Regions from separate parts of the Mus musculus genome. Here region 1 is linked to region 2. A link is a loop called in an ENCODE intact Hi-C map of the cell type or tissue named here. Cell type or tissue: heart. All regions are shown on one strand. Links, peaks and the distances in the headings refer to the core of each region. The heading gives the core; the rest is flanking DNA. Region 1 holds the start of Gm36139 (a long non-coding RNA gene). Region 2 overlaps Gm36139 (a long non-coding RNA gene).

Region 1 (12,616 bases), core at 2,140-10,139, 51 kb after region 2:
TTCACCAAATTGGACTTTGGTGATGTCTTAGGTAGGGTTTCTATTGCTGCAACAAAACAGCATGACCAAAAGCAAGTTGGAGAGGAAAGGGTTTATTTGTCTTACACTTCCAGATCATAGTCCATCATTGGAGGAAGTCAGGACAAGAACTTAAGCAGGACAGGAACTTGGAGGGAGGAGCTGATGCAGAGGCCACAGAGGGGTGTTGCTTACTGGCTTGTTCCCCTGGCTCACTCAGCTTGCTTTCTTATAGAACCCAGGACCACCAGCCCAGGAATGGCACCACCCACAATGGACTTGGGCCCTCCCCCCTTGATCACTAATTGAGAAGATGTACAGCAGCTGGATCTCATGGAGGCATCTCCTCAACTGAAGTTTCTCTCTCTGGGATGACTCTAGCTTGTGCCAAGTCAACACAAAAAAAGCAGCCAGGGAAGGTAATAGCAATACTTTGGTCTGTCATATGGTCCCTGTCTGAGCGAGTAGACATGTGTGTTGCTTCTTCCCAGAAAAAGTTTTGTCACACAACAGATAGTCACTTTCAAAGACCATTGTAGCTACAGGACAAGTGGGAACTCAAGGCACACAGACTCCTGGTGTTTATTAGAAGTTAATGACTCGTAACACTCTACAGATCCATGTTGTCACAGAGGAGTGTCCTTGTGTTTTGAAGGCTACTCTAGTATCCCCTTTAAGATATGTGGACCATACCTCCTTCTTGAGCTATTGGCAGATGTGTGGGTTGCTTTTAAATTTTCATTCTTGTAAAGAACATTACAATAAGCAATGTGTCTCTTTGACACACTAATTTCATTTCCTTTGGATATGTACCCAGAAGTGAGATTGTCAAATATATGGTAGTTCTATATTTAACAATCTTCATACCATTCTCCACATTGGTTGTATAAATTCATATCCCTATAAACAAAATAAACATACGTTGGAACATAACATCATATTCCATAAATGTGTACACTTACCATTTGTTTAATAAAATCACTAAAAATAAAAACTGTAAAAAAGCACCTGAGAACACTGGAAAAAACAAACAAACAAACAAAAAAACAAAAAAGAAAAAGAAAAAAAAACAGGTTTTGTTTAGACCCAAAATAGAGACTGTGTAAATCTGTGTCTTCAGAAGGTGACATGGGCAGCATCTACATCCAAAAAGGGAAGGGGCTAAAGGCCTAACCACATTGTTTAATGTTAGCATCCATTGTTGGTCCCAACAGAAGAGGGTACCATGGCCACTTCCCTGTGAAGGTGTCCACAGCTCAATGAAGCAAGCCTGAGGGAAAACCGTGGTGTGACTCTAATGTGTACTCTGCCCCCAGCCCTCATGGCCAGTCCATGAGCTAGACAGACCTTTCTGAATAACTATCTTCTAATTAAAATGGCCATTCATCTTCTAGTGTTTGAAATGAAAATCCTGCCTTAGTTTTCTGGCCACTACCCTTTTAACAGCTGAGCACAGATGGGGTAGCAGAGCACAACACTCATTAGTACTCTTTCATTAAAGGAGTGTGAGCCCCAAAACTGAGGTATCAGGAGAGCTATGTTCTTTTGGGGGAGTTTACCAGGCAAATCTAGGGTCCCCACTTTGGTAATACATGAGAGGTTTCTTCCTTCAGTTTGGAAGCCAGCAACATTATATATCTCTCTAACCATTTCTCCTCCATTGGACTCCTTTCTTTTACCTTCCCTTTCCACCTTTGTGGATCCTTGGAAGTCCATCTGTATAATCTATGTATTTTAGGTAAGTTTATTAGCAATCTTAATTTCAGTTGCAACTCTAACTCCCCTTTGCTGTGTAATCTAATTCACTCATGGATCTTAGCAATTGGAACGTTGATGTCCTTGGGGGATACACACTACCAGCACACCCTAAAGTGTGGACACATGTGAGGTATGCTCACTCTACAAGTGTGGACACTTAAGGTGATGGGGAAACTTAGAAATTAGAATCCATTCTGGCTGGTTGAACAAAATAACAACCCAGTTGATGTTATTGAATGCAATTCCCATAGTCACCTACATGGGAAGGTCATTGTAGAAAAGCTCTGGACGAGCCAGAATCACATAAAGGAGAGAGGTACCACAAGGACAGTGAACATGAGTTAACTATTTTTCCCGACTTTGGGCAGCCTGAAAGACGATAAAATATTGTAGCTAAAATGTCCCCCGCAGGGTCATGTGTTTCAACTCTTGACTGCACTTGGACCTGGGCCTGGAGTTAGGATCTAGCTGAAGGAAGCGGGCCACTAGGGGTGGGTCTTGGGGTTTCTTAGCCTGGACCCACTTTTGGCCGCCTATCTCATTTTGACTGCATAACAATATGACAAGCTACCATATTCCTGATGCCATCCACCCGTTCCACAGCACAATGGACTGTGAAGTCCCAGACTATGAGTTTCCTCTCTTACACTGCTTCTCGTCCAGTATTTGGCCACATCGATGAGAAGAGTAATTAATACAGAAGGGTGTGTTTAAAACCCCAAATGACTTGTGACAGCTACAAATTGATTGGTTACAGCTACAGTGATCAGTTACCTCGTGCATATCTCCTATGAGAATCTCCTGTGGTAGACTATGACATTCCTCGAAGTGCCACCACCACCTCCTCCAAAACAATCCAAAGATTCCCCTTAAGTGTTGCCAAGTTACAATGTGATAAGATTGAAAGCCTAGGAAAATTCCTTTGATAAAACTAAGGATGTTGATGATAGAAAGAAAGAAAGAAAGAAAGAAAGAAAGAAAGAAAAAACTTGGACCCCCAAAAAGGTTTGGAATACAGACACTTTAGAAGATTGAGATGGCTCACACTATATCAGAACTAGCCCCTACTAAGGCTAGGAGAAGTCTTCATACACATACCCCCCCCTTAATAAAATTGCTTCCTCATTGTTTAGAAGTCTTATGAGAACTCACTGGCTATTTTCTGAAGGCCAGAGATTGATAGAGTATAAAGAAACTTCCCTGACTTGGTTGGAAATGCTGGCAGTTTGGAGTCCCCAATGTTAGTGTTTAATAACCAAGTTCAAGGCAGCAAAGATAAAGTGGCATGACAACAGGATCAGCTGCCTGTCCTCCATCATGCCAGGGACTAAGGTCCAGGCTCTGGCATTGAAATGGTAATAGTTCAAGGTCCTATTAGATTTTTTTACAATTTAAAAAAATTCTAGATCTGGGTTGTAAAAGGTCAGTCGGAGCCACTGTAACTCTCGTCATCAAGTGCTGTGACCATCAAGGCATTTCCAGGCCTGGAAGGAGTGAAAAGCCACTTTTGAAGAAGAAGCATGCAGTGACAGGAAAACAGGCATTGTATATTCTTCCCCCTCCACCCCTCCCACATCCTTTCACAAAGGGAAGCATTGGATGAGAGCTCTGGCCATTCATCAAAGTAACTAATGTATCAGAGAAGGGAAACATCAATATTCAGCCTTTTAGATTTTTACTAAAAATACCTGTCCATTCTTAATTCCTCGAGACTCATCCAGGGATACACAATGTATTTATTTTTTCTCTCTCTCTCTCTCTTTCTGTGTGTGTGTGTGTGTGTGTGTGTGTGTGTGTCGGAGGTCAAGGGGTGACTATGGTTTTGTGTGTGTGTGTGTGCCTATGTGTGTGTGTGTGTGTGTGTGTGTGTGTGTGTGTGTGTGTGTAGGTCAAGGGGTGACTATAGTTAGTCCATTCTCCCTCCTATAGGTCCTTGGGACCAAACTCAGGTTGTTAAACTTTCACAGCAAGTGCCTTTACCTGCTCAGCCACCTCACTAGTTCGTGCGCCATAGAATTTATAACTGACGCTAATAATAGCCAATATGTTCAGCTGCCAATGGGAACTCTGAAGCTGCGGTGTGATGATTTTTATGGGGTCTTAATATATAGTTAGAATATGCCTATACGGGACTTGGCTGATTCTCCAATTACATAGCTCCCTGAGCTGTGGAGAATTATTGGAGAAATATCAAGCAAATCTCTGGGATTCCCATGACTAATACAAACCCTTGCTCTGCCATCAAAGACTTGAACCACAGATGTAGCAAATCTTTCATCCCTGTTCAACTTGCTGCTTTAGAGTGCCTGAGGCAGATGCATCTGACAGAAAAGCAGTAGATGAGAAACAGAAGCTGGCATTCAACCGTACCTTCTGTTCTAGAGGTAGCCATTTCACTTGAACAAGCATACATGGCTTGCATTTGGTGATATGTAGCCACTAATCAAGAAAAAAAATTCTTTTACGTTTAACTGCTGTACAGACATCAAACCCCTGCTTTCTCCCAGTGCATGCGGTAATACATTTTCATCACTATTCTTGGTCACACTAACTTTCAGGACTTGTGCTAGAATTGATCCTTTCAGGAAACCCTACTTGATCGAACTCATCTGTTGCTTTTCCAAGAGCAGTGTTACCAAGTGGGTGTCAAAGAGTCCAGGATCCTTCCACCAGGTGCTAAAATATCTTACAGTGCTTTCTCTAAGCCTTTGTGTTGACTCCTTGCAGGTCTTTTTCAGGGTGGCTTCGAGAGGGGTGTGGACAGGTCAGAAGTAGCTTTGCAGGAAGTATGAACCACTTGTTTACAAAACTGCAAAACATATATGTGAGAAAGAAAGAAAGAAAGAAAGAAAGAAAGGAAGGAAGGAAGGAAGGAAGGAAGGAAGAAAGGAAGGAAGAGGAAATCGTGCTATTATAGATGCTGTAGTAAGATAATGTGCAGAAAAGCTGGGGAGAGGAATCCAAAATGATATCAGGATGTATGACATTAGTTTCTGAGGACACAGTGATGCGGAGGGATAGGCCGGCAGCATCTCCAGAACTCTGTTAAAACCACTAATTTTGTATTCTTCCCACTGGAAAGAAGACAAAAGTGTTGTGGACATCTGTGGGTTTTGAGAGTAGCTTTTCTATATCTGTATGCTACTGTGCTGCAACTTTAAAGAGAGCCCCTAATCAACAGGAATTTCCCACCGCTAGGAACCACAGCTCCACCAGCTCTGTTTCCAACCTCTGTGACTCATCTGAGCAAACTAACACAGATGCACGGGATAAGTGGGTAAGGGTGCTAACTGAGCCCACAGCAAGTGATAATACAAAAGGCTTTTAGAAGCCCCTAAGGTTTTGGATAAAAGCCATGTCCTTTTCAGCAAGTAATTGTTCCCCTCACGAGAAACACCTTGCTACAGAAGTTTGATAAAGACCGGTAGTCAGGTCATGGGACACCAGCTGACCATCATGAGTGGGTTATCTTTGCGGCCTCACCACTAACTGGCTGTTCCCTGTTGTGTATTAATCTTAAAGGGAAGAGTTTATCTACAGGCCAAAGTACAAACTCCTCCTGGAAGCACATTTTGTAGTTTTGTAAACAAGGGGTTCATACTCCCTGCACAGCTACTTCTGCCACCCTTCCTTAAGCGACACTGAACCAATGCCACAGATCCTCTGGGCCCCTTTTGTCTGCGTGGAACGGGTCTCTAGTCGCGGGTGGGCAAAGCGTTGGATGAATGACAGATGCACACAGGAGAGGTTATGTAGAATCTGAATGTAATTTTTTAAATTGAGCATCAAACTTTTTATACAGAAGACAATAAGGAAGTTGGGTGTGAGGTCTTTACTCTCCTAGGGCAAGGGCTTTCACACCCAAGTCATGGTTCTAACTAGGGAGTTCCGTTCTAGCTAACCATCTCATGAATAATGCAGTACTCTAAAACCACAGCCTGATCTACTTCCTAAACCATTGTAAATTCCTGTGTATGGGAGCGACTTGGCTTTTATTCTAAGTGATAGTGTAGTACCAGAGGCTATTCTAAATGTCACTGAATAGCAACATTCTTCCTGAATTCTAAGCCCATGGTCTTGCTCAAGGACGTTCTAGGACTGTTGGAACACTGGCTTTAGCTATGTCAGAATTCAATCTTAAAAGGCACTTACATTAAGATAATACTAAAAGAGAGCACGTGGATCCATACACTAGACTAACTCGGGAATGGAAAATTAATGTATGGGTTAGAGAGAACGACAGACTCCAGGAGCGAGTTTCTGTGAAACTCTTTTGCCTCGTGAGTAGCTTTCAAGCCTCAGCCTGTCAAGCTGACTCGACCGGAGAGCGTGGCAAACCAAGGAGACTGACCTGCAAGCTTAGTCAACACAAAGGCTTAGAGAAGACACCGTTAAGATATTCTAGCACCTCCTGGAAGGATACTGGACTGTTTCACACCCATTGGGTAATACTTCTCTTAGAAAGCAGAAAAGGAAAACCTTATGAGTAAAACCTAAAGATCTCTTTAGCCAATTTGCTTGTCAAAAGTGGTGGTGCTGAGTTCTAATCAGTCAAGATTTATTGAAATGTGTGTGGGGGGGGGTTGGTCTGATATTAGACTATTTGTGAAGAGTGAGATCAGAGGTTTATGGGTAAGGTTTGGAGAAAGGACATAACTCAGCATAAACTGAGATGGTGAAAATACTTGTAGCCTAGATCAATCCTTACCAAAAGACCTCAGTGGGGAGGTAGACCAGATGGCAGGACCTTCTCCCTCTATATCCCAATACTTGCTGAGTGCTGCATAAGCAACACACAACATTGATGGGAAATAAAATACATAGGGACTCAACATAAACTGATAATAAAGCTGCCTTGCAGCTACCCAGTCAATCACAATTTGTAACACAGAAAACAACATTACCTCCTAGATGAACAAGGAGACACCTGGGAGCCAGCTGAGTCCACTGGGTATCATTGCTCACAAAGCTGGATGTGATTTGCTCACTGGGCCAATGAGTTGATGTAGATCTTTATTCTCTTCTCCAGCCTGCTGTGCTTCTACAGTGTTGTTGTCCAGCTGAATGCTTCCTGTCACTATGTCTGTTTCCATCAGAATGTTGCTCCTAATTAGGAACTAACTTCATTACAATGCAAAGGTTTCTCCAGCTTCTTTTCTTCTTTAAGGAAAGAATTCAACTGAGGAGCACAGATAGCTTTCAGTAAAGTTAAGTTTTAAATTTGTTTAGTAAATCAAAGTCCACTCCAGAGAAAGATTGAGAGAGAGCGTAAGCTCAGATAGCAGCACACAGAGATCCCTTTCTGGAGTCTTAAGTTTCAGTGAATACTTTTGAGACCAGTGGCATGTTCATAGGATCAGTGACCGCTTTCTCCCTCCCCAAATCATAAAGAACTGGGGTCTCTCTTTAGGGGATTTCTGAATCTCTTGAAAGCCAAGGGTAGGAGAGGCAAGACCTTACAGGCGATCATATAAGTAAGCTCGACTCTTCTGAGATTCCGACTTTTCTTTCCTCTTTGATTTCTTTTTGTCTTCCTATTTTTTCCTTTTATTAAAAATAGATATTTCAAAAACGAACACATCGGAACAGAACAGAACAAACAAACAGAAGACTCACTTATTTGAACACTCAGGAACCCCATGAAAACACATCAACATAATATATATGGACATCATAATATATATACACAAAGATAAAAAGAGAGAGGAAGAAAAACATATAAGTAAAATAATGATAAAGTTAAAAGAGAAAAAGGCCTAACATTACGTTATGAGGCAAGGAACATCCAAAGATGCCATTGAGTTCATTTTCTGTTGGCCACTATTGCTGGGCAAGCAGCCTACCCCCTTAAGAATAGTTTGTTTCCCCCAGTGAAACTCTTTTGGAGAAAAGGACATTATCATTTGCAAGTGATTATCAATTGGAGATAGCTTCTTCAGAGTGTCTTTTTTTTTTTTTTTTTCCTTTCAGTTCTAGGAACCCAACTGGTGAAGATCCAGACCCAGGCAGGCCTTGTGTGTGCTGCCCCAGTCTCTGGGGATGAGTGCATCTGTTTTGTTGATTTACAGGGCCTTGCCATGTGAATTTACAGGTCCTTGTTTGCTTGGTATCCTCCATCCCCTCTGTCTCTTACACTCTTTCTGCCTCCTCTTCTGTAGGGTTCCCTGATCCCTGAGGGGAGCAATTTGATGGAGACATCTTCTTTAGGCCTGAGTGCTTCAAGGTCTCACTGGTGCATAATGTCTGGCTATGAGTTTCTGTATTTGGTCCCATCTGCTGCAGGAGGAAGTCTCTGAGGATGGCTGAGCAAGATACTGATCTGCTTCCCTTCCCAGAGTCAATACAGGCTTTTCATTGGTGTGTATTTGACTCAATTAGGAAAGCCCTGTGGCGCATGAGTTTTCTGATATAGCAGAAAGAGCCTCACTGCAGTTGTAAGGCAGCTTTAACCTTGGGAGCATTCGGGTCATCAGGAGAAACCCCACTCCAAGATACAAGCGCAGATGCTTTGATTATCTCATGTCCAACTTCTTGCCTACCTGGCCTTAACTTTGTACCAAAACCACAAAGCCAATACAAGTTAACATACACATGTGATTGAGATTTGCTGGGTTGCCCTTGCCCACATCCTCAGAAAGATCTGACATTATTCTGGTTATGGTGTCAGCCAACACATTTCATATTTGGGATTAAGTCAGAGGGGATTTTTGTGTATGTTAAAGAGTGATGAAGTGTTTGGTATCATTTTTCTGCAGGACCCTAAGACCTAAGCAGTGAAAATGTCACTTTGGAATCAAGTGATTCCAAGAAGCAGGGACAGCCAAATTTGTTCTATCAGTGGTGGTGACAGTAACAGTATGAAGTGCATTTCCAGGGGCAGAAATGGCTGCTTTCCCAGTGGGAGCAAACTGTGTCATGTGTCGGTGTCCGTAGGAGCTATCTGTGGCATTCTATTCTGTTTAATTTGATAAAAAGCAAGCTTTGATTAACTATGAACTCAGAAACTTAACCAAATCAAGCACTAAGATTACATACGTCCTGTGTGCTGGGGGCTGTGTTTCCTCTTACCCAGATAGGACCTGGCTTAGGTGACGTCATTAGACAAGGCAGCTGGGAGCTATGAAGATCAGGAAGAGCCTTGTGCTTCACCTCCTGATCAACTATGTCAGAAATGCAAATGTCTCAATAATAAGAAAACGTCTCTCCAAATTCCTCTGGCAAAATTTGCCTCTAAAACACACTCTTTTATATAACCATAATCACTCTTCTTTTTATTTTTTAATAATATATTTATTTTGATTTTTATGTGAATGGGTGTTCTCCCTGGAGTACCTGAAGGGACCAAAAGAGGACGTGAGATTTGCTATAACTAGAGTTATAGACAGTGGTGAGCTGCCTTCATGTGCAGTCACTCCTTTCTATAACCATGGTGTTAGCATATCAGCTAACTTGTGGAACAGGAGTTTGACAAAGTGTTTCTGTCTCTTGTGTGACACTGCTGATAATTTCCTCCCTCCCAGAAATTACAATCATATCACTAACATTTATAACTAAACACTGCTAGAATCCTACCGTGATAATTCTTTTTTAATACATTTTGCTAAACATAGATATTGCCTCACAGAGAAGGCAGATCTTAAGACATCAATATTTACTCCTGAGTTGACCAGATAGCATCTATTTTCAACCTCACTGGCAAGTAAGCTTTTCACAAATGAATCCATTTGTATACTATGTATGCCAGCAGTATTCCATGATGAAATTGGATATTCCATTGAAAAAATAGTGGATTTTACAGCTTAAAATGCTGTAATATTTTAGTTATTAGTCAACGTCTCTGATTGCTATTTATGTTGATTATGTTTATGTTTTTGATAGCACTTGTAATCTTTGGGCAACCGTTCATTGCTTAGATCTCTTGTGATTGGTCTACTAGTCAAGTAACTGTGGGAGCTTTCAACCTCTATCTCATTTATCCCAGCTTCAGTGTGAAAAGCAAAGCTTAGAGGGATATTTGCCCTTTTATCATGCCCTTTCTACTGTAATGCTTAAATCAGCTCAAAGCCAGAGAGCTCATTCATGGCTGCAAAGCATAGACAGTATGTTCAAAGGCTCTGGCAGGCTGGTGGAATCAAAAGAGCAAAGACACCAAGAAAGAACTGTAATTAAAAGCGCTCTTCACGGGTCAAAAGTGCAGCTCATTAATGTTTTGCTGAGCAGATGGCATTAATGAACAGCCACGGAGCCATGCTCGTTACCACTGTTCTCTCCATTATTCATTTGGTACAAATGGCCCAGTGGCCAGGAGACGGGAGCCTCCCCAAATGATTTGATTTGATAATTAACACAGTTCAGGACTTCTGCCAATATGCTCGGTAGGGTAAATAAAGGAAAATGTGTAAAATTTGAGCCTAAGAAGCATTCCTTCCTTATGAAAAAAAGATAGCACCTCAGCATCATTTACAGTTATACAAACATTGGAAACTTCCAGTAAGTAGTAAATGGTTAACGAAATGACTGTGCCACCCCTAATTAAAGAAACATGCTGCCTTTAAAATATCGTTCCAAAAACTCATTAGCATGAGAAAATTTTCCTGATATGTAAATTTTTAAAAAGCAGTCAATCATACACGCACTAAAGCCTTAGTTATGTAAGATATGTATAGCTGTAAAAGCATGCCTCTATCAAGGTTAATGGGAAGCATGATGAAATATTAACTCTGTCTCCAAGTAGCACTGAAAAGGAGGGGTCCCCCCCTTTTGGCTCCTGTAATGACCATATACCACTTTTATAATGACATAAAAGTACCATTGAGTTTTTTGTTTTGTTTTGTTTTTTTTAAGGAAAAAATACATACCAAACTCATAACAGCAGTTACCTCCATAAAGGACATCAGGGCTGAAGATTTGCTTTGTTTGCGCTCTTGGATAATCTTGGATTGGGAAGATGTTCCTATGGTAAAGAGCACTGGTTCTTCTTCCCAAGGACTCAGGTTCAAGTCCCAGAGCCATGTGGAGGTTCACAGCTATCTTTAACTCTGGTTCCAGGAGGTCAAAGGTCCTCTTTTGACCTCTGCAGTATACCAGGCATGAACACAGTGCACAGACTACTAGCACAGCTTTGGGGTTTTTTTTTTTTTTTTTAATTTGTAAAGACTATATTCTAAATTCCTGATTTAGAAAATCATGGAATATATTTTTCTTCCTTTACACTTGACGAGGAAACAAAGCCTTCCTTCTCATAGGCCATTTGCCTTGATCTTAAAGTAGAAGCCTGAAGTTTTTCCCAGATTTATCATTTACTACAGGAATGGCCATGAGCCAGTTAGTTAATTCACCTGTCTGTATACCAGTAACCTTAGAATGTTGGTCCTTCCCTGCCCATCAACATGAAATAATCTACAAGAAAATATTTGTGAGTTTTAAAATGTTCCTTTATGCAATGTGTCACTGAGCAATAACAAACAGACCCTTTTCTAACAGAAAGGAGATGCTTAAGTTTTCTATTTACCAGTGTTTTCTGAACAGGGGAAACTTTGGAAGGGCAATCATTAAAGAAGTTTAAAATAAGAGACCATGATGTTCATAAGTGATGGGAAATAAATAGTTCTCTCCAAAATGGGGAATTGTGGAGGCACAAATTCCCCACTTTGCTTCTCCCTCCCTCCCTCCCTCCCTCCCTCCTTCCTTTCCTCCCTTTCTAGATGAAGATACCAATGTTCAAAGAAATATCCTCAGGAATTTTTCCCAGAACTGTATTTCCAGTGACTTAGAGGCTGAGAGCATCAAAGCTGTATTAACATGTCAGATCTTGGTTAGCCTTACAGAAGTTCAGAGTCAGCAGGCAGCCCTGCCACATTACCACAGCAGCAGCCACAGCAGCAGCAGCGCTGGTGTCTGCTCCCTTGAGGAATGGCCAGACTGCAAACCAGACATAACCAACCATCATCTGCCCCACCCCCAGCCTCTGCTAGGAGATGAAGATGATCATCCTGGAGTTCAAGGTGGTCCTGAGTAACAGATTCTCCAGGGAGGATGGCCTCACCCCCAGGTGTGCCCTAGTCTGATCATGTGTTATTCTAGCCAGTGGATAATCACAAGTGGGGCTACTGAGAGAGGACATCCCACTCACTGTCCCCAGCATAGAGGACTCAGAGGAGTAACAGGGTCAGTAGCTTCCAGCCATTTCAGCAGCCAGTGCATTGTGGGAGAAGAGTTAGAAGTGGTCCTCTTGTCCCTGTCTCACTTTGGGTTCTCACAGTCTCTCTTCCCCCAGGCAGACTCAGACAGTGATTCCCCAGCTTGACCATTATTTTGCTTTCTACCCAGTCCCATACTCCTCCTACCTGGTGGGAGTCTACATCATGCTTGCTGCCTGCCTCTTATTATACCTACAATCAGTATCACCCAATCAAGCTTTCCCTTGAGACTTCCTAGAACCACAAGTGAAGCCATCAATCACCCCAACTCAGACTGCGTAGTCAGCTTGTACATTCTGCTCGCCCCCTCAGTCACCGAAGGGCTTCAACTCCAAGTCCCTGGGAAATGCTAATCAGCCTGGCCCTGGTTATAGCAGAAACTATAGTCTGAAAGTCCTCCATAGAGCTTAACTCCCTCCTGCTCTTTTCCAGAACACGAAGCTTCCAGATCTGGTCTCAGTTTACACAGCTTCAGAAAACCTTTCTGACATCTCCCCAAAAAGGCATTTCCTTCTCTTGCTGCACGTCCACCAAGCCTCTTTCTTGTCTGTACCATTTGTTCAATAGTCTCGCCACCTGATACTATCTTTTCTCTTAAGTAAATAAAGTAGGTCTTCTCTTGGACATTTTAAAGAAAGTAG
Region 2 (12,616 bases), core at 2,081-10,080:
AAGGAGAGATGACAGAGAGAGCAAGAGGAAACACGGGGTAGGCTGCTCAAGGTTGGTGACACTCAAGGAACCAAAGCAAAAGTCAGTGTGTGTGTGTGTGTGTGTGTGTGTGTGTGTATGCACTAAGTGGAAGCTTGATCATCATCTGAGTGATTCTGAGAACACTGTCAAAATGAAGCCAAAGGGATGTGTGTGGGGCCTGGTCATGAATGGACTCATTTCCTCAAGGACCCAGAGAACTGACTGTCTCAGTGCTGCTCTGCATTCTACAGAGACAGTGTTTGTGCCTTCTCTTCATTCATGTCTTAGGACAGAAGACAGCTAGCTGCAAGAACAGCAAGTACAAGCAGGATGTTTCTATTTAGGTAGCTTTCTTGTCTGGATTCCCAACTCTAACATGGCGAACTCTGTCCCACTGCTTCTGGGCCCGATGGGCCACGTGCAGGTCAAATGTCAGGTGGGATCCCTCAAAATCATGGCTTCTGAGACTTCAAAAGCTTGCTTGAAACACCATCATAAAACATTGCCTCAACAGGAGGGAGTTCAGGCCACCTTGCAATGACTCTAACATCTACCTCCGGTTGTACCAGCTGCTAAGTATCCTTAAACCTAGATCTTTTGTATAGTTCTTCCCACTTAATTTTCTTACAGATGACACATTTGTATCTGAACCTATTCTATGGGGAATTCGAGATAGAATTCTTGACTGAATTGAGCTGGAAATTAAACCTTCAGTCTGTATTTAAGCAACACCCAAAGCTCATCTGTGATCTCGGGGGTTGTTTGTTTGTCTATTTGTTTGTTTGTTTTTTGTGGTACTGTACTGCTTATTGCAACCCAAAGTGCTGTCCTTACATAAAGACCCTAGAAAGCATGTTGCCTTTCCATAGAGACGCACTGGGCTTTTCTGGCACTGGTGGTTCTGACAGACACTGACTCAGTAATGGACTGTGACCATTTGTGTCCTCTCTGGGCATAAAGCTGGCCTGGGGCTCTTCTTTATCCATTCTACAGAACGCCTCACTCTGTGTCATGTGGAGTTCCTTCTGAATGTATCATTCTTCCTTCAGTCCTGCCTGCTCTGTACCCAAATATCCCGACTGCAAGTGTTGAATTGTCAATGTAGGTAGTACACTAAATAAAAAAGTGGCATGAGTTTGGGGTAGCAGCTCTCTTGCCTACTGTAAGAGAGAGGTAAGGGGTCTCCATTTGGGATTGGACAAGAATCCAGAAAGGATATTGGACCTGTTTTCTTACAGAGAAGGAATACAGCCAAGCTGTAGACAAGTCATGACACTTTCATCCCTGCTAGGGTTACCTTTTAGAGAATATTCTGGAGTGCTGTGTACTCTGATTATTCATATGTATCTTTAACTAAAGGCCCCACCCATATCCCTGGCAACCCTCATCTCAGGCGAGCAGGGATGATTGGCCAAACATTAGTCATATATAAAATTGATGACACACTAAATCCTACTTATAGCTTATATACTGTTATATAATATGGTAATACAGTCACATGTTTTTCTGTACTATATTAATATGCCTGTATTCCTTTAAACATTACATCTATAGCATAACATCAGAGTAAATGAGTGCTATATACTTTAAAACGCATTTGAATGATCGTGTATTTATGGAACAGTTGTTTATCCTTTTGGTTTCAGGGGCTGGGGAGTTAAGACAAGGTCTCACTAGCTGGCTGGGAACTCATTATATAGACCAGGTTGGCCTGGAACTCCCAGAGACCTGCTTGGTTTTGCCTCTGGAGTCCTAGGATTAAAGGCCTGTTCAACCACACCCAGTTTAGGGTACAAGATTTTAAAAGGTAGAATTATAAACAAATATCATAGAACCGAATGGGCAAATGTTTCATTTCATTTTCTTCCCCTGTAGTTCTACCTGATTCCCAGATGTTCTGGGGCTGAGGGATGGAGTGCTCACTTAGTGTGTGCAAGACCTTGGGTTCAATTCACAACACTGGGGGAAAAAAAACTGCCTCATTCTGCTGTGTACTCAACTAATAGAACTTCTAAAATTCCTTCAAAGAACTAAAAAAGAAAATTTAGAATTATCTGATTTTATCAAATCTATACATTTCCTTTCTCCATGTAGCACAAAGGTCAAAAATTTTCTAGGAATCGTTTTCAGAAAGCAATGGCAGGGCAAACAAAACAAAAAAAACAAAAACAAAACACAACAAAAACCCCTCCAATTCTGGTCACACCAAAAACCTAATTTTACAAACTAGATGATCAGATCTTCAACCATCACTTCTGTAAGCCTTGATGAGCGGGTGAAAGGTTCTGAAAGTATGGAAGGTCCATGTACACACCTGTCAGAAGGACTCGTGCTTCCCACATCAACCATTGCTCCTTCATGCATTTCCAAGTTGCTCATTGAGAACATGTGTGCACCCAGAGATCCACCACCTGGTGACCATTGCAGCTTCTGAGAAATCAATGGGGCAACCTCTCCACTGAGTTCATCAAGCTGCCTCTGAATGAAGCACGTTCCCTTATCTTGTTGAGCCAATGTACAATAATAAACAAAATTCTGCGCCTTAAGTGTCTATGTTGAAGAAAGACACCATCCATTGGTGTGGAGTCAGGTGACTCAGTGCAGCCCATAGACAGCCACATGCCTATGTTGAGGACAGTATAGTCACTGTTCCATGTGGCGAATGCCTAGACAGATCCAGAGATTTTAAGAGACTCTTAAGTTCACCGTCTACACCCATGGTTCTCAACTTTCTTAATGCTGTATCCCTTTAATATACAGTTCCTCCTGTTGTGGTGGCCCTCAACCGTAGAATTATTTTCATTGCTACCGCATAAGTGCAATTTTGCTATTGTTATGAATCGCAATGTAAATATCTGATATGCAGGATATCTGATAGGCGACCTCTGTGAAGGGGTCATTTGTTTCCCAAAAGGGTCACGACCCGCAGATTGAGAAGCGCTGGTCTATTCTTGCTGGTCTATAGCTGCTAGTCTATTCTTGCAAATATTCAGGAGTCTAAATAAAAATGATCCTGAATATCTGCACCGCAAGACTTGGCTGTGAAATCATCAGCAAGAAAGGGCTTCAAAGAGAGACCGCTGTGATTAATCACGTGTTCACATTATCTAGGCATGGAAGACCGACACCGACCGCGCTTTAAACTAACGACAGGGAAAGAAATGAGAAAGTCCCAGATCAGGGAGCACCCATTTATTACAGACATTTGTGAGGAAAGAGGAAAGGCGTCATTTTTCTCAAGTGAAGACTACAGCCATAAATCAGACATGACAAAATGTGTTAGCACTGAGAATGCTGTGCCAATTTAAAAGGAACCACACATTTAAAAAATGGTTTAGTGCTTTGAGCTTGAGGGCAAAAGAGATGGCTCAGTGAATGTGCTGGCTAATTTAATGTCAACTTGGCACAAGCTGTAGTCGTCTGAGAGGAGGGAACCCCAATTGATAAAATGCCTCCATAAGATCAGACTGCAGACAACCCTGTAAGGCATTTCCTTAATTAATGATTGATGGGGGAGGACCCAGCACATTGTGGGTGGTGCCATCCCTGGGCTGGCAGTCCTGGGCTCTATAAGCCAGCAGGCTGAACAAGCCATGGGGAGCAAGCCAGTTAGCCCACCCCGTCCATGGTCTCTGCATCAGTTCCTGCCTCCAGGTTCCTGCTCTGTTTGAGTGTCTGCCCTGCCTTCCTCCAGTGAAGGGTTACAATGTGGAAGTGTAAGCCAAATAAACTCCTTTCCTCTCCATCTATCTTTTGCTCGCCATGTTTCATCACAGCAACAGAAACCCTAACCAGGACAACAGGTAAAGGTGTTTGAACCCAAGCCTGAAGATCTAGCTGGACACTTGAAACCCACAAGATAGAAGGATAGATCTGTCTGTTTCAAGTTGTTCTCTGACCGCCACGTGCAGTTGCAAACGTACACACAATAAATAAATAAGCCAATAGCTAAAGATCATTCAGTGTTTTGAGCATTTTTAAAAATAATTTTTAAAATAATTCCCAGAAAAAAAGAAAAACAACAATAAAATTCCCATGTGCCCTCTGCCCCACAGAGGCAGTTTCCCCTTATCAGCATCCTTACACACACACCAGAGTGGTACATGTTTTATGACTGATAAGCCCCCACAGACATATCATCATCACCAAAAGGGCAAGGCTTATTTGGTGGGGTTTACCCTTGATGTACATTCCATGATTTTTACCAGTGTCTAATGGTGCAGACCCACCAGGACAATACCACACAGAGATGCTTCACTGCCTAAAGTTCGTTTCTCTCCACACAGCTCATTTCTCTCCCATGTTCATGTGTGGAAAATATATAGAAAAATAGACAGAGATACATGTGCAAGCACATGCTAAATATGGTACCTATATACAACATCCTAATGGTAGCTTGAGCTAAGAAAATACTCACAATAGCTTATTTGGGGATAGTAATTATAACTGTACTATGCAGAGTTTCTGCAGAAAACAAATGAAACTCTTCAAGTAATTTGAGAAGTGTATTAAGGGGCACGTTTGCGAGGTTCTGATAGAGAACCTTACAGGTGTTGGGGTGAACCCTACCAGTCATCAGGGCTAGCAATGCCTAGGACAGGAAGCTTTGTAGAGAGAGTTAAGGGAAGGAGACTGCTAGCCACAGGCTGGGGCCTTCACTCAAGAAGTGCAGCTAGCTGGCAGCCACCCCATGGGAGTGGGGGTTGGGGGAAGTGGGGCATAAATGACCTGAACTCACGCTGACATAACTCAAGGGATGGTCAGAAGGCAGGGGGGGGCTTTGGATAAAAGCAACCTCACCAGCTACTCACAGAGGTAAAGAAAGATGGACTGGAAGAGACAAATGGGGTGACTTAATGTTTCCTCTTTATTCTTACTTGAATTTTCTATAGTTTTTCCCAAGGACCACAAAGGACAAGCATATAGATCTCATCTCTGGGTTATTTTTCCATTCCTGCCACTTCTGCAGAGAGTTTGGATGAAAAATAAAACGTAGCTGAGAGTCCAAAAGCCATTAAGCTAAGCAAAGGGAATAGGGGTTGATAAATGTATAGGGATCAGAGCAGAAGAAGTGGTTCTGGGGAGGAAAGTCATGTTGATGACTAAAGCAAATAGCCCCCCAAGTCGATCTGTCCCCCTCCACAGCAATGCACATTGAAGGCTTACGATGGAATTATGATAACTTCTGAAGAAATTTTTAATATACATCTCTGGGTCGGCTTAGACACAAACCATCCGCCCTCGGTAAAACGCTCTTGCCACGGTCTTTTTCCGCATTCTGGAAACATTTGGTCTTCTCATGTCTCTGATCTAAATATATCTTCTCTCAAAGCCCAAATGCAATTTATTTTGCAACTGTGCAAAATCAAATCGAACCCACATCTGGTAGATCTCACAGATGTGACTCGTTCCAGCACAAGCAAACGTCAAACCAAGCAACCCACGGTCGGTCACCAGCTAATTGCATGCAGGTGATGTGAAGAGTAAGGTCTGTCTCCACATCCCCAGAGCTGGGCTCCAGAGTCTTCATCAGCTGCCCCTCTGTGTCGCTCGGGCATCTGCACTGATCCAGTAGAGGGCAGTGACAGACGCAGGAGCCTGGCCCTAGGTAAGAACTCCCCAGTAATGCCTCATCTAAGCAAAACAGAAGGGTCACCTGAGTTCATTTCTCCCATCATGCTCTGGTCTGTGGCTGCTCCCTCAGGAGCCCTGCAGCCATTATCAGCAGTCATGAGAACAGAAAGTATGACCTTCACCTCAAACTGCAGCCCTAAAAACAAACTACAGCAGCTGCTGCTACAACAAGACACAATATATGACTTAGCTGTATATTTCAGGCTTAAGACACTCCTGGGTGAGATATGCAGGGGAGGGGGCGCATTGCTGTTAAAGGGACAGTGAGAGAGTCCCTTAGACCCAAAGCAGATGTCCAAATCTAAACAAGAGGGAACTCGAAGCAGGAGATAATCCATATTGGTCCTTAGCAAGCCTGTGGCTCTTTAATTAAACCAACCAATACGGTTAACGCAAGAGAGATGAACTCAATTATGAACAGGCAAAAGCATGTTTCACTTTGCCGATGTCGAATAAGCTGTGCAAATTATTAGCATGGGTTATCAGTTGGGAGACAGCTCTGGAGACTTCCAGCTCTATGAGTTTCTGAACTAATTGATTTAAGACAAGCTGGAGACAAGCATTGTGCAAGAAGCTCCCTAGTGAAACTAACTTTTCCTGCTAACGAAAACAGCTTAAGTAATTTGAATTGCACCATGTAGATGCAATCAGGAGTTAGTCCTTTCAATGACAGCTAAAAATAGAGAGACAGCACATTGGAAATATGGGAGCTGAAAGAGACTCTCAGCACTACTGCTTTTAATTTGTTTAAGCAGTGGAAGCCTTTTAAAAATAAACCCTATGGGTATCCTCATCATATTGTAGACATTTGAAGAGAATCCTAATGTAGATGTTTTAGTAAACTAACTTTCCATTAAATGCTCTAAAGTCAGTGACTAGGAACAAGGAGACAGATAAGGTCAAGGGTTATAGATGCCTTGTAAATAAGGTCATCAAAACTCAATTCTAGGGCTTTTTTTTTTTTTTTTTTTTTTTTTTGCAAATACATTTGTAGATGATGACAGTGGCTGCTTTGGCTAAATCACAGTAAATGCCAATGGATGCCTTGTATCGGTCTTTCTGGAAATCTTGGGATATTCTTAAAGTTTAATTAGAGACCAAAATGGTTTAATTCCAAAATACACATTGAAATGAGCTTTTACTGTGTCCTGCCTAAGCTATCTCGAGTTAAAAGTGTTTGAAATGATTGTGGTAAAGATGGGTGTACACAGTGAAACGAGATGGAATAAAGCCCGCCCCTCTGCTTCCTGGGTTCAAAACTCAGCCCTACTTGTCCAGTTGCCTTCTCTATGAGCAGCTGTCTAACCTCCAGCCAATGAATGCCTTCCAGACCTGGTATCTGCAACCATTCCACAGGCAGCTCCCCAGCCCTCTCCTCAACAGCTGGCTGGAGAGAGGGTCGCTGAGTGGTTAAGCAGGAACACAACTTTAAAACGGAAAGAGTTCCTGAAGGCCTGAAGTTCTGGAGGTTCATGGAGAAGACCATCCACAAAAGACAGTCCAGGAACATTTTTTAATTTTTTTATTATTAATTTTAAAAAAAATTTATTAATTTTTTTCAATGCCTACTTTTAATGATTTTTTTTCTTTTTTAATTATCTTTTTTATTAGATATTTTCTTTAATTACATTTCAAATGTTATCCCTTTTCCTGGCTTCCCCTCTGAAAATCCCCTATTCCCTTCCCCCCCACCCCTGCTCCCCAACCCATCCACTCCCACTTCCCTGTCTTGGGATTCCCCTACACTGGGACATCAAGCCTTCTCAGGGCCAAGGGCCTCTCCTCCCATTGATGTTCGACAAGACCATCCTCTACTACATATGCGGGTGGAGCCATGGATCCCTCCATGTGTACTCTTTGGTTGGTGGTTTAGTCCTCCACAGGAACATTCTTAACAATTTTGAAAAACCAAGACATCAACCAAGGCTTGGGAGCTTATTGTGGTGGTAGTATTACTTACACTTACTATTCAAAGCAAATATGAAAACACTATCTAATCAAATGTTTACTAAGCACCCAGATCTTCTATCCCAAAGCCATACTTTAAAAACAGAAGAACTTTGATTCAAACTTCTTGCAAGAGTTTCTTGCTACAGGAAGGAGAATTTCACTCAAAGTCGCCAAAAAGGAAGTCTTCTAGGAACTCATCCGGATGCTAACACAATCAAGACAGCCTCTATTTTTATGCTTCTTATGTAACTGTGTGAGAGGCTACTTGTGCCCCACCTCCACCCCACCACCACTCCCTCCAACCTACAAATGCAATCATCCTGGCTTGGTCCCCTTTCCAAAGCCTTGTGACACTCAGACGTTGAACCTGCAGATCTTGAGGCCACAGAGCAGAACAGATGGGCTCCCTGCATTCAGTCACTCCCAACAAAGGGCAACTTGCCTGTGTTTCATTCCTGGTAAATCAGCTAAGGTCAGGACAGAAGTCGTAAGTCAGCAGAGACACCAACAGACTGAGCTAGCAGATGCAAATTCAAGCCTGACACTCACTTCTTTCCAGTTATATGAGCAAGGCCAAATAATGAGACATTGTATGTAAAATGAAAAAATGAGGCCATTGTAAAGCATTGTAAACCATAAATATGAGCAGATCACTGTAACCAAATGCGATCACTATGGCCCAACACGTACGTTCACACGCATGTATGTGCAGGTGTATGAGCACGTGGAGGTCAGAGGACATTGGGTGTTCTAGCCTATCTGTCTGCCTTGCTCTCTTGAGACAATGTCTCTCAGCGAACCTCGAGATTGCTGTCTATTGGGTAGCTGGTCCCCGTCAAGTTCCAAGAAGCTTTCTGTCTCTACCTCCTGATCCCACAGTCCTCGGTTCACAGGTGAGTATGGCCACAGCTGGCTTTTTAAGTAGGTGTGGAGAATCCCCACTCAGGTTATCATGCCTGAGTAACAAGTACTCTCACCCACTGAGCCATCCCCAGAACCCCAAAATGTCTGTAGAAACTGTAAAAAGGTGTATGGAATATACAATTTTGTACTTACAAGCAACACTGAAGAAAAGGGCATTGTGGTAAAGTTTTAAAGGTGAGAGGCTCAGTATAGGAACATACTGCTTTGATTTTGTTGAATTAAGTTTGTGTACAAGAGACAGAAAAATATGATGCAGCTTGGTTTCCTCATATGTAGAATCCCTGGGAGACTTCCTGGGGGCTGATATGGCTTCTGTGTGGGGTCCAGATCAGGATGTACGCCAAAGCAAGGCACAAGACTCAAGAACATTTGAATTTAGGATAAACATCGATAATATTTCATTCTCACCATGTCCCGTGCAATATATCAGAAAGCCTGTATCATTACTAAACTCGACAGCTTTAACCCAGACCTCTCTAAATCTCTTTGCTCACTTTCCAAATGCTGGCATTCATATTCCACACAACATCTACATTCCAGGAAACAGAGATAAAACTGATAACAAAACACGCCTTAATCTAAAACTCCCCAAAGCTATCATACTCTATTTACACATTTCTCATGGTTTATAACTTAATCACATGGCCATGTAGGTACAAGGGAGCAGACACAATAATGTCTTTATTCTAGGCAGTACATGCACTGGAAGTTGTATACTCTGAAAGTAGGACAGTTAAACAACAAACTACTAGAGTCTACTGTAGGTTGGATATGTCTGTTCCTGGAGTTATAACAAAGTGCCATAAATTTATTAGTTTAGAAATAATAGAACTTTTGTGCAGTTTAGAAACCTAGAAACTCGAAAATCAAGACACTTGCAGATGAGTGTCTGGTCAGGGCTTTCATGCTGTGTCCTCTGGAGGGGACAATGGTATATCATCACACGGTCCAGGAACAAAGCTCACAGCGTTCATGACCAGGTGGCCCTGTTGAGCAAAGGCAGCATAGCATTGTGGGAGCACATAGCATAGTGTCAAGCCTAAGACCAACTTTTAACCCAAGGGTTCTCTGGGAGACATTCCAGACTTAAACTGTATTAAAGAGGACAGTTCCCTCTACTTCCCTTAAAGAATCCTTATCCCACTCAGGAGGACATAATGGTAAAGACTTAGCCTCTTCCCAAAAGGTCTCACCCTTAATATGATTGATTACCTTGGACATTAAATCCTAACACATGAACTTGGAGGGGCACATAGATTTGAACCATAGCATATGCCTCTTATCTAAAATCTCAGGGCATCACAATCTACCTAACCTTGATGCCACTCTATCAGGGTCTGGGGAGTGATGGCGAGAGGACAGCTGTCATGATGGATGTTGATGAGCCCTTCACTAAGTGACTGCCTGGGGCAAGGGGGCGCTGGGGGACACTGGTAGTTTCCAGCCACTCATTAGAGACTTACTGGGCATCTCAAGACTTTCTGCAGCCTTCTCCCAGACACCCACCCAAATGAGGGCCCTTGCTGTTTCTGCCTTAGGCAATGTGAATAGTGAGGGTCCCGTAGGTCTAGAGGAGGTCCTGACTCCCTGAGAGGCCTGGGAAACTTCAGAAGAATTTCCTTCCCTACAGCCTAAGGTCATCATCTCAAACCAAGAAGACCTTTGGGGATCACTGGTGTGCAGAATAAATGTTTTTGAGAAAGTGATCTAAGATGTGTATTTGCTAGAATGATGGAGAGGCTGGTAGTCCTAGGCTAACCAACAGAGAAGAAAAACACTCCTTCTTTACTGCATACTGCATTTCAGGCATCTGTTGCTATGGACTGTGTATGATGTCCTTCCAACTTAAGAGAGAGAGGCATTACTTCATGTATATATTTTTAGGTCACACCCATCTTACCCTTGGTTCTTCTGATGCTTGGGATTAATAGTCCAGCATTGCAGATACAAAAAAAAAAAAAAAAAGACCCTGATATTATATATAAAGAGGGGAATTTGCATTCTAAATTGTTGGGGACCATTCCTCCTAGGAGAAACAGTTTTTTTTTTTTTTTTTTTTTTTTTTTTTTTTTTTTTTTTTTTTTTACAAGAAGTCAGAAATCTTGTTGTTACTGCTGAAGAACAGAGACTATCCCCTGGCCGTGGGCTCAATCCCAGGAGGTGTCTTAGAGGATATGAAAATTTGCTCTTGGACTAAAACTCTAAGCATCAGAATGTAATGTTGATAGAAACAGTGAGCATCCCTCTACACCCTCAAATGTTGAGCGTCCATTAGATGGAAAGATTTTATATGTCAAAAAGATTCCAGTATGGGATTTCATTTTGAACAAGATCTTAACAAGAAATCAGTGGCCACTTTAGTATTGGGTATGCTTCTCCAGTACACAGTGACACCTGAAAGCAACTGGCAGAGAAGTTGGTGGTGACAGGTGGCACCTCTGTGTTACCAGGATCTTCACAGATCATAAACAGAAGGGACTTGGTAAATATATAACTATATAAATATAAAACAATTTGTGACCCCAAGGCACTCTGAATTCATATTCCTCCTGCAGAGGCTCATTCTTTAACCTGGTTGGGAGGGATTAGTTTGGAACCATCACAAGGTATCCTTAAGAACCATTCAGCTTCAAAAGAATATTGTAATTAGATGGGCTGTATACGGATTGGGGTTTTCTCAACAAATCACTGTTAGAAACAGTATTTAATATGGGAAATTACAGTCACCGCTGATGAAGAGAGTGTTTTCCATTGAGAAATTGAAGTCTTGCTAAATTAGGCTTCACGTCAAACATTTACTCAGTTAGAAGTAGTATACAATATGAAGGGTGTTTTACTATATATAGATGCGTTTAGTGCAATTAGAAGCATTTCTGTATTTATTCTTCGCACTAATGTTTAATTCATTTGACTGTCTTGAGTGCAGTGTGGTAAGATTGCTGATGCACGTGAGATGAGTTGTATTTAAATCAATAAAACATGACTGAGCAGTTTCAGTTTGGAACACTATCTACTTCTTCCCATTTCACACAACCTGCCTTGAGTATTGTAGGGTCCACCAGTTACATTATCTTCAGAAATGACTTCATTTGCTAGATTAACAATGTCAACTACTATCAGTTTCTTGAATTGTGCATGTGCGTGTGTTATGTGCATGTGTGTGCACATGTGTGCTTAGCTGTGCATGTACCTGTGGAGGCCAGAGCTCAGTTTTGAGCATCTTCTATAGTGCTGCATCTTACTGCTTTGAGATATAGTCAGTACTGAATTTGGAGCTGGCCATTTAGAAAAAAGACTGGTTGGCCAGGGAGCCCCTGGGATCCACTTGTCCCTGCTCTTGCCAGCCCAGGGTTACAGGATTGTGCTGTGGCACCTGGCTTTTATAGAAGTGCTAGAGCTCCAGTCTCAGGTCCTAATGTTTGTGCAGCCACTTCCCTACCTCAGTTTCCTGAAATCTTCATCTGGTTCTATTTACTAAAATCTGTTGTTTTGATATGCAGACAGGTGAGTCTACGACGAGAAGTCTGACCTTTGTGTTAATGGCTTCATTTTTATGGAAGGAGAAATGAGATGTCAGAAAGTTAAGAAGCTTGCTCCAGATCAACAGGCTGACCTGAGATTTCAGCTTCACCCTCCCTTCTCCAGAGCTGGTGTCTACGAGGTTCAGAGGCAGCACCTGAGCGGGTCTGAGGCCCACAGTTATTAGGCAGCTGAGATCATAAAAAGGTAGGTCTAGGCTTCAGAATGTGTGCTCCTCTCTTAGCTGTTAGCCTTGAGTTGAAATCTAAAAATTGATATACACAGTGTTCAGAAATATTCAGGATCCTATTATCATCGCACGCAACATTCCAAGCCATAGGGTTGCGCTGTTTTATCCTGGCAAGGATTTATTGCATTTATTTGATTTATTGAAGGGGAGACAGAAGAAGTTAAAGTCAAACCTTAAGATCATAGCAGTATATAAACAGAAAGACTAAAACCATGAGTTTGCATTCTCCACAGACATTGTTTGAGATTCAGACAGTCAGCCATAAAGGCATAAAGGGAACTAAGGAAAGCTTATATGAGCCATAAAGGGTGTGGGAGT

Evidence for each region. Peaks named below come from ENCODE experiments on the same cell type or tissue, not always from the same donor. Only the 100,000 strongest peaks of a DNase experiment are listed, where the experiment ranks them.
Region 1: it touches region 2 in a loop (2.3-fold over the local background); 3 of 42 quality-filtered maps call a loop at or near these places.

Annotation. Positions count from the first base shown.
Region 1 is chr1:151,148,218-151,160,833 of GRCm38, forward strand. Gm36139 (a long non-coding RNA gene) reads right to left here and starts at 7,029. Exons shown (of 3, transcript XR_387463.3): 1 at 6,681-7,029. In heart, for the core only: no CTCF peak of the experiment used is centred there; a DNase peak (open chromatin) is centred at 5,234; H3K27ac peaks cover 599 bases.
Region 2 is chr1:151,097,575-151,110,190 of GRCm38, forward strand. The region is part of intron 1 of Gm36139 (a long non-coding RNA gene); the gene reads right to left. It also overlaps the pseudogene Gm19087. Among named protein-coding and RNA genes, the nearest start is that of Gm36077, 20 kb to the left of the region's middle. In heart, for the core only: a CTCF peak has its summit at 5,585 (motif pointing right); DNase peaks (open chromatin) are centred at 5,697 and 7,927; H3K27ac peaks cover 3,167 bases.